Regions from separate parts of the Homo sapiens genome. Here region 1 is linked to region 2. A link is a contact called in ENCODE Hi-C or POLR2A ChIA-PET data. All regions are on one chromosome and are shown on one strand. Each heading gives the region's core, a stretch centred on a gene start or an enhancer-like site at or near the end of the contact. The rest is flanking DNA. Distances are from core to core; before and after follow the strand shown.

Region 1 (3,242 bases), core at 654-3,153, 130 kb after region 2:
GGCCCGATCTCGGCTCAATGCAAGCTCTGCCTCCCGGGTTCACACCATTCTCCTGCCTCAGCCTCCCGAGTAGCTGGGACTACAGGCGCCCATCACCACGCCCGGCTAATTTTTTGTATTTTTAGTGGAGACGGGGTTTCACCGTGTTAGCCAGCATGGTCTCGATCTCCTGACCTCGTGATCTGCCCGCCTCGGCCTCCCAAAGTGCTGGGATTACAGGCGTGAGCCACTGCGCCCGGCCAAAAAAAAAATTCTAGTTGTTTTGGGAATCCTTATATCTTCGTACAAAGGACTAACCGTCTCCTTCTTCCTTCTTTTTCCCTTTCCCTTCACCTTACCTACCCCAGAGAGTGTATTAATGCAAAGATGGATTTGTATCTTTTTTTTTTTTTTTTTTTTGGGATGGAGTTTCGTTGTCGCCCAGGCTGGAGTGCAATGGCGCCGTCTCGGCTCACTGCAAGCTCTGCCTCCCGGATTCAGGCAATTCTCCTGCCTCAGGCTCCTGAGTAGCTGGGATTACAGGCATGCACCACTACGCCCAGCTAATTTTTGTATTTTTAGTAGAGACGGAGTTTCACAGTTTTGGTCAGGCTGGTCTCAAACTCCCGACCTTGTGATCCGCCTGCCTTGGCCTCCCAAAGTGCTGGGATTACAGGCATGAGCCACCGCACCCGGCCATGTATCTTATTAGATTGTATTTACCTGGACTAGACAAGGAAAGAAACTCTCTGGCTGCCAACCTGCCCTTTTGCAAACCTATAGTCACAGTCCCATAAAATAGATGAAGCACAGGCACGGAAATGAAACAGCTCACCACTTATATAACATTATGTTAACTAGGTACCTTCTTCCTGTCTCTGTTCCTCATCTGTGAAATGGGTATAATGATCCTCAGCCTCATAGGGTTATTGGAAAGACTAAATGAACCCATACACCCATAAAGAACCGACCTGGCACATACTAGCATTTGATTGATTTTTTTTTTCTTATTTAAAATTTCACTTCTAAAACCCCAATAGCATTTATTAGGCAATAATCAATCACTGTACTGGAGGAGGTATGCCTGGTCCATTATATTTCCAAGCATAATTAATTGTCGTATCTGTGTTACCTCAGTACTTTGCACACAATTCTGGTATTTCACTTACCATACTAGATACTAATTATTTGTTACTAGATACTAATTATTTTTTGCTATTATTTTGATTGAGTTCCTCAAGGACTGAGATCCTGACTAATTTATTCCAGCATCTAGCACAGGACGTGGAAATCTGACTTCTAAACTCAATTTAAGAGATGATTGGCTGGGCCTGGTGGCTCACGCTTGTAATCCCAGCACTTTAGGAGGCCGAGGCGGGCGGATCACCTGAGGTCGGGAGTTCAAGACCAGCCTGACAAACATGGAGAAACCTCATCTCTAGTAAAAATATAAAAATTAGGCGGGCGTGGTGGCGGGCACCTGTAATCCCAGCTACTTGGAGACAGAATTGCTTGAACCCGAGAGGCGGAGGTGGCAGTGAGCTGAGATCGTGCCACTACACTCCAGCCTGCGCAACAGAGCGAGACTCCGTCTCAAACAAACAAAAAAGTCAGATCTGTGCTAGACGCTGAAAGGAATTAATCAGACAGGATCTCAGTCTTTTAAGAACTTTCAAATACAGAGAAGAGGTGGTAACAAATCATTAGTGTATAATATTGTAAGCGAAAAATTAGAATTGTGTGCTAAGTACTGGGGTAACACAGAGATGGTAATTAATTCTTTCTGGAGAAACAGCAGTGAATGTGACAACCTGAGTGAGGGTGGAAAGCAGGAGAATTTCTAGACTCTGAATTTCAGAAGCTTCCGGAACTAAAATGATGTGGAAGTTGAGTGAGTCTCGGTGGGATATTGCTGCTGCACCTGGTCAAGGCCGTTCCTTCAGTGTTTTCAGACGCCCTGGGAACGCGGCTGCAGGGTCCGGTCTTCGGTTTGCACAGCTAGAGGCCGCGCAGCAGCAAAGGATGAGCGGAACCTTGGAAAAGGTAACGTAGATTCCACGCACGCGGGGCGCGGGGAGATGGCGGACGGTGCAGAGAGGGGAGATGGCGGAGGGTGCAGAGCGGGGAGGTGGCGGCGCGCGGACATCCGGGGATGAGACACTGGGGCGCCCAAGGTCCTTCCCAGCAGCACATGCGGCTGCCTGGCGTTGAAGGGGCTGAGCAGATTCCTTTCCACCCGGGGCGAACTCTGCCGAGCCGACCCGTGCCACGCCCACACCACATGCCACTCTCTCCACCCAGTTTCTGGAAAAGGGAGAGCTCTGCGATGGGAATCACGACACCAGGATACGGTCCCGATTAACTGTGTGACCTTGGGCAGGTCATTTTATATTTGCATTCAGTTATCAACTTCCAGAATTTTTTCTAAGAATGCAGTTTTGACTTGCTGAACTGATGAGGATGTGAAGCTACCTGGTAATAAGGAAACAGCAGTAATAAACTAGGTTTTTGTTCTTTTCTTTCTTTTTTTTTTTTTTTTTTTTTTGACGGATTTCGCTCTGTTGCCCAGGCTGGAGTGCAGTGGTGCGATCCCGGCTCACCACAACCTTCGCCTTCCGGGTTCAAGCGATTCTCCTGCCTCAGCCTCCTCAGTAGCTGGGACTACAGGCGCGGGACACCATGCCGGGCTAATTTTTGTATTTTTAGTAGAGACGGGGTTTCACTGTGTTGGCCAGGCTGGTCTCGAATTCCTGACCACGTGATCTGCCCGCCTCGGCCTCCCAAAGTGCCGGGATTACAGGCATGAGCCACCGCGCCCTGCAATAATTAACAACATTTTCGTTTCCAAAACCTTATTTAAGTGACTGTCATAAAACCGTATGAACCACTATAAATGTGTTCCTGGGCTTTCTCCCGTTCCCTTAACAGATTTAACAGATTTCATTTGTGCTCTTTCAATTGTATCATGCTGCTTAGATTAATGACTCATTTTAGCAATTTATATTAAAATTTTGTTTTAGGCATTAATTGTGGCAACTATATTTCCATGATTCATAGGTCAGCATGGTCGTTGCAGCTCATGGGTCTACCTGTGGTTACCTTGGGGCTGCCCTTGAATGTGTGAGGGCCCACGCCTCACTTCATCCTTTATGAAACAATTCACTTGTTCACCTTAGCCAGTTTGTAAGAATTTGGCCAAATATGGTGCCAAGATAATAGAAAAAAAAATCAGAAAGTTTCAAAATTCCATTGTTAAAGATGGT
Region 2 (3,025 bases), core at 151-2,650:
TTGGGTCAATGATGGACCACATATACAAAGGTGGTTCCATAAGATTATAATGGAGCTGAAAATTTCCTATCACCTAGTGATGTTGTAGCCATGATAATGTCGTAGGGCAATGCATTACATTTTCTACATTTATATATGATTAGTTAGATAACAAATACCATTGTGTTACAATTGCCTACAGTATTCAGGGCAGTAGCCTGCTGAACAGGTTTGTTGGCTTGGAGCAATAGGATATACCATATACTCTAGGTGTGTGCCACCTAGGTTTGTTTGTAAGTACACTCTATGATATTCACATAACTAAAATTGCCTAAGGACGCATTTCTCAGACTGTATCCCTGTTGTTTAAAAGACGCATAACTGTATTTTAGTTACTTCTCATCCCTATCCTTCCTTTCCCTTCCTTCCTCCCCAACCCCTGTTTATTTCCTGGGCCTGGGGCTTGGCCATGTTCCCCTCCTTGTGACTAGTAGAGCTGGGTCTTTCAAGTGGCATTATTGTAGAGCTGCTAGCAAATATTAGACTACCTATAAGGAGAAATTGGGAGCCATAGAGAATTTTTTGAGCTAGGTGGGAGGCCAGAGTTGGAGAATGGGTGTCACTGGGAGCTGGATGTAGGGCAGAAGTTTTAGAGGACCGTGGACCTTGTGGGGAGGGCAGGGCCTTTCTCCAAGAGCTTGCTAGTGGCTGGAGGCCCATTTCTAAACTTGGGGAGGTGGCTCCATGGATCCCAGAGAGGCCTGTGCCAGGCGTGGGGGTAGGGGACCAAATCCGGGCCAGGGAGTTCCTGGGCACCTGACATGGTTGGATTCCCCAGGTGCGCGTCTACAGCCCGTACCAAGACTACTACGAGGTGGTGCCCCCCAATGCACACGAGGCCACGTATGTCCGCAGCTACTACGGACCGCCCTACGCAGGTAAGTCTCCAGCGTGCCCCGGGGCTTGCCTCGATCCAGCACCGATTCAGCGCCAGGCCCAGCCCACGGTCCGTAAGTCCGGACCAGGCTTCATCCTTTTAGCGTGCACGGATTTTCCCAGGCAGAACTCTCCGCAAGCCCCTCTCCATCCTGAGACTGGGAGAGCTCTGGAACCAGCGTTCGTCTCGAGCTGACCTCACCCTTCTGGGATGGCTCCTCAGCCCTGCGGTCGGCAATACCCATTCCTGAGCCGGTAGCGGCCCCTGGTGGCTACTGCGGGAATGCTGCCTCCTCCCCGCTCTGGGGCCTGGCGGTTGGGAATGCCCATCGTTAGGCGCCTGGTGGTTGTGCTTAGCGATCTCAGGGTTTCCTCGCTGCTCCGCCCTAGCCTGCCGTAGCGGACCCGTAGGTTCCGGGACATCCGTAGCCGATCCAAGGCCTGGGAGCCGTAGGGTGGAGCTCTTCCCGCGTCTAGATCTGTTCTTTGACTGGGGAGCAGGAGAGTGGGTTCGGCGCCTTACACTGGGTTGGGCTGGAGTGATGCAGGAAGGGTACGAAGATCACTCTACTCCCTCCTAAGTCGCTGATCCTCATGGGCTGTCTCCCTCTGCAGGCCCTGGCGTGACGCACGTGATAGTGCGGGAGGATCCCTGCTACAGCGCCGGCGCCCCTCTGGCCATGGGCATGCTTGCGGGAGCCGCCACTGGGGCGGCGCTGGGCTCGCTCATGTGGTCGCCCTGCTGGTTCTGAGCCCTGGGACTCGGAGCACTGACCCCTGCGCTTGGATTGCTAGACTCCTCTTCCTCCTGGACCCCATCCTCTACCATCCAAGCCCTGTCCCACTTTGGCCCTATCCTCTCCATTAGCTCCTTCCGGGTTTGGACCATTCCCCCCACTCCCTACCCTTAATCCCCACATGGGAAGAAGCTATCATCACAGGTACAAACATCGCTTGAAGTCTTCACATCTACCACTAGACACCCCCAAAATCTGTTATAGACATTTATGGATACATTTCCTCTAAACACAACAGGGCACAGCAAATACGACTTCATTTGGCTTCGAGTTCCCCAGGCGCTGTAGACACAACATGAATCGGGCTCTCTGCTCTCTCCTTAGGGAGCTCGAGTCCTGGTGGGGAGAACAGGAGTAAACAAGGACTTGACAAAGCTGAAGAGTTATCAGTCCTTTGACAAGGACAGGTGGGGCAGGGAGCAAGACAGGTAGGCTGGAAGAACAGTTATTGGCAAGTATGCAGAGCCGTGAACGTCATGGCATGTCCAAGGAATTAAATGGGAGTTCATTTGGGCTGGGGTGGAGGCTGGGATCAGACCGTGGTGGGCCTTCAAGCTAAGGAGCTTCCTAGGTGAAAGGGGAGATGTGAGCCTTCTCTGGAGGGAAGTTTCATGATTGCATCTATAATGAATATATTGCCTGTTTTGTGAATACTGACACATGTCCATACCTAAAACACTCCTGAGTCAAGTCCCATCCTTCCCACAAACAGCTTCCTGGCTGGTACCCATGATAACAATTGAGCTGAACCTGGGGACCCCTGGTTGGGGAACAGGTGAGTTCTATTTGAGACTTCCAGCCCTAGAAAGCTGCCTCCGTCCAGAAATGCCTCTCACACCAGGAGCTCGGCCCTCTCTTTGTAGCTGTGACTGTCACCCTCTCAGGCTTTGTCTCATCCTTCATTCTGAATAAGATGGCAGTGTTCTCCTCTGGGGCCTGATCCACCTCTACACCAGCCCAGGAAGCCCCATCTGTGCCTGCCCTCAGGTGGTCCACCAGTCTCCCCCTTTGGTTCCCTTCCAGTCTCTTCCCCCTTTCTATCCCAATCACCAATAGAAATGCTAACATCCCTGCCTGGTAGCCAGACTAGCCCACTAAAGCTCCCCTGTAAATGGGGGCTCCATTAGTTCTGCTGCCGAGACTAATAAAGATTTGGTTGGCTCTAGCAGTAACTGTGGCTTGCTTTGTTCCCCCAGAAGGCCCTGTTTCCCTCTCCATGATCCAGCAGCTACTAGTGCCTTCACTGGTCTAGTGAAAAAGAGTGTGGATTCTGAGATCAGTTGGAACTGGTGACAGCATATTAGCTGAGTCAT

The links. Hi-C counts contacts between places; a loop is a spot of excess contacts on that map. ChIA-PET counts read pairs that join two places held with the same protein, here RNA polymerase II (POLR2A). Pooled maps may share reads with other maps.
Region 1: a loop to region 2 is called in a pooled map, with 2.4 times the contacts of the local background. The contact joins the promoter of MRPL48 here to the enhancer-like site in region 2. A Hi-C loop is called at or near these places in 5 of 50 pooled maps. POLR2A ChIA-PET finds 5 or more read pairs at or near these places in 6 of 52 experiments (GM12878, HEK293T, K562 and 3 more).

What each region holds. Positions count from the first base shown.
Region 1 is chr11:73,785,971-73,789,212 of GRCh38, forward strand. MRPL48 (mitochondrial ribosomal protein L48) reads left to right here and starts at 1,904. Exons shown (of 8, transcript NM_016055.6): 1 at 1,904-2,022. The coding sequence starts at 2,002. RefSeq lists enhancers at 1,838-1,897, 2,038-2,117.
Region 2 is chr11:73,659,936-73,662,960 of GRCh38, forward strand. It overlaps PLEKHB1 (pleckstrin homology domain containing B1), which reads left to right. Exons shown (of 8, transcript NM_021200.3): 7 at 818-917; 8 at 1,531-2,884. The coding sequence ends at 1,667. Among named protein-coding and RNA genes, the nearest start is that of PLEKHB1, 15 kb to the left of the region's middle. RefSeq lists enhancers at 346-1,190, 1,191-2,033 and a silencer at 1,096-1,267. Within about 2 kb of position 1,401, at least 5 of the 41 ENCODE cell types and tissues checked have a DNase peak (open chromatin) inside an H3K27ac peak, as active enhancers do.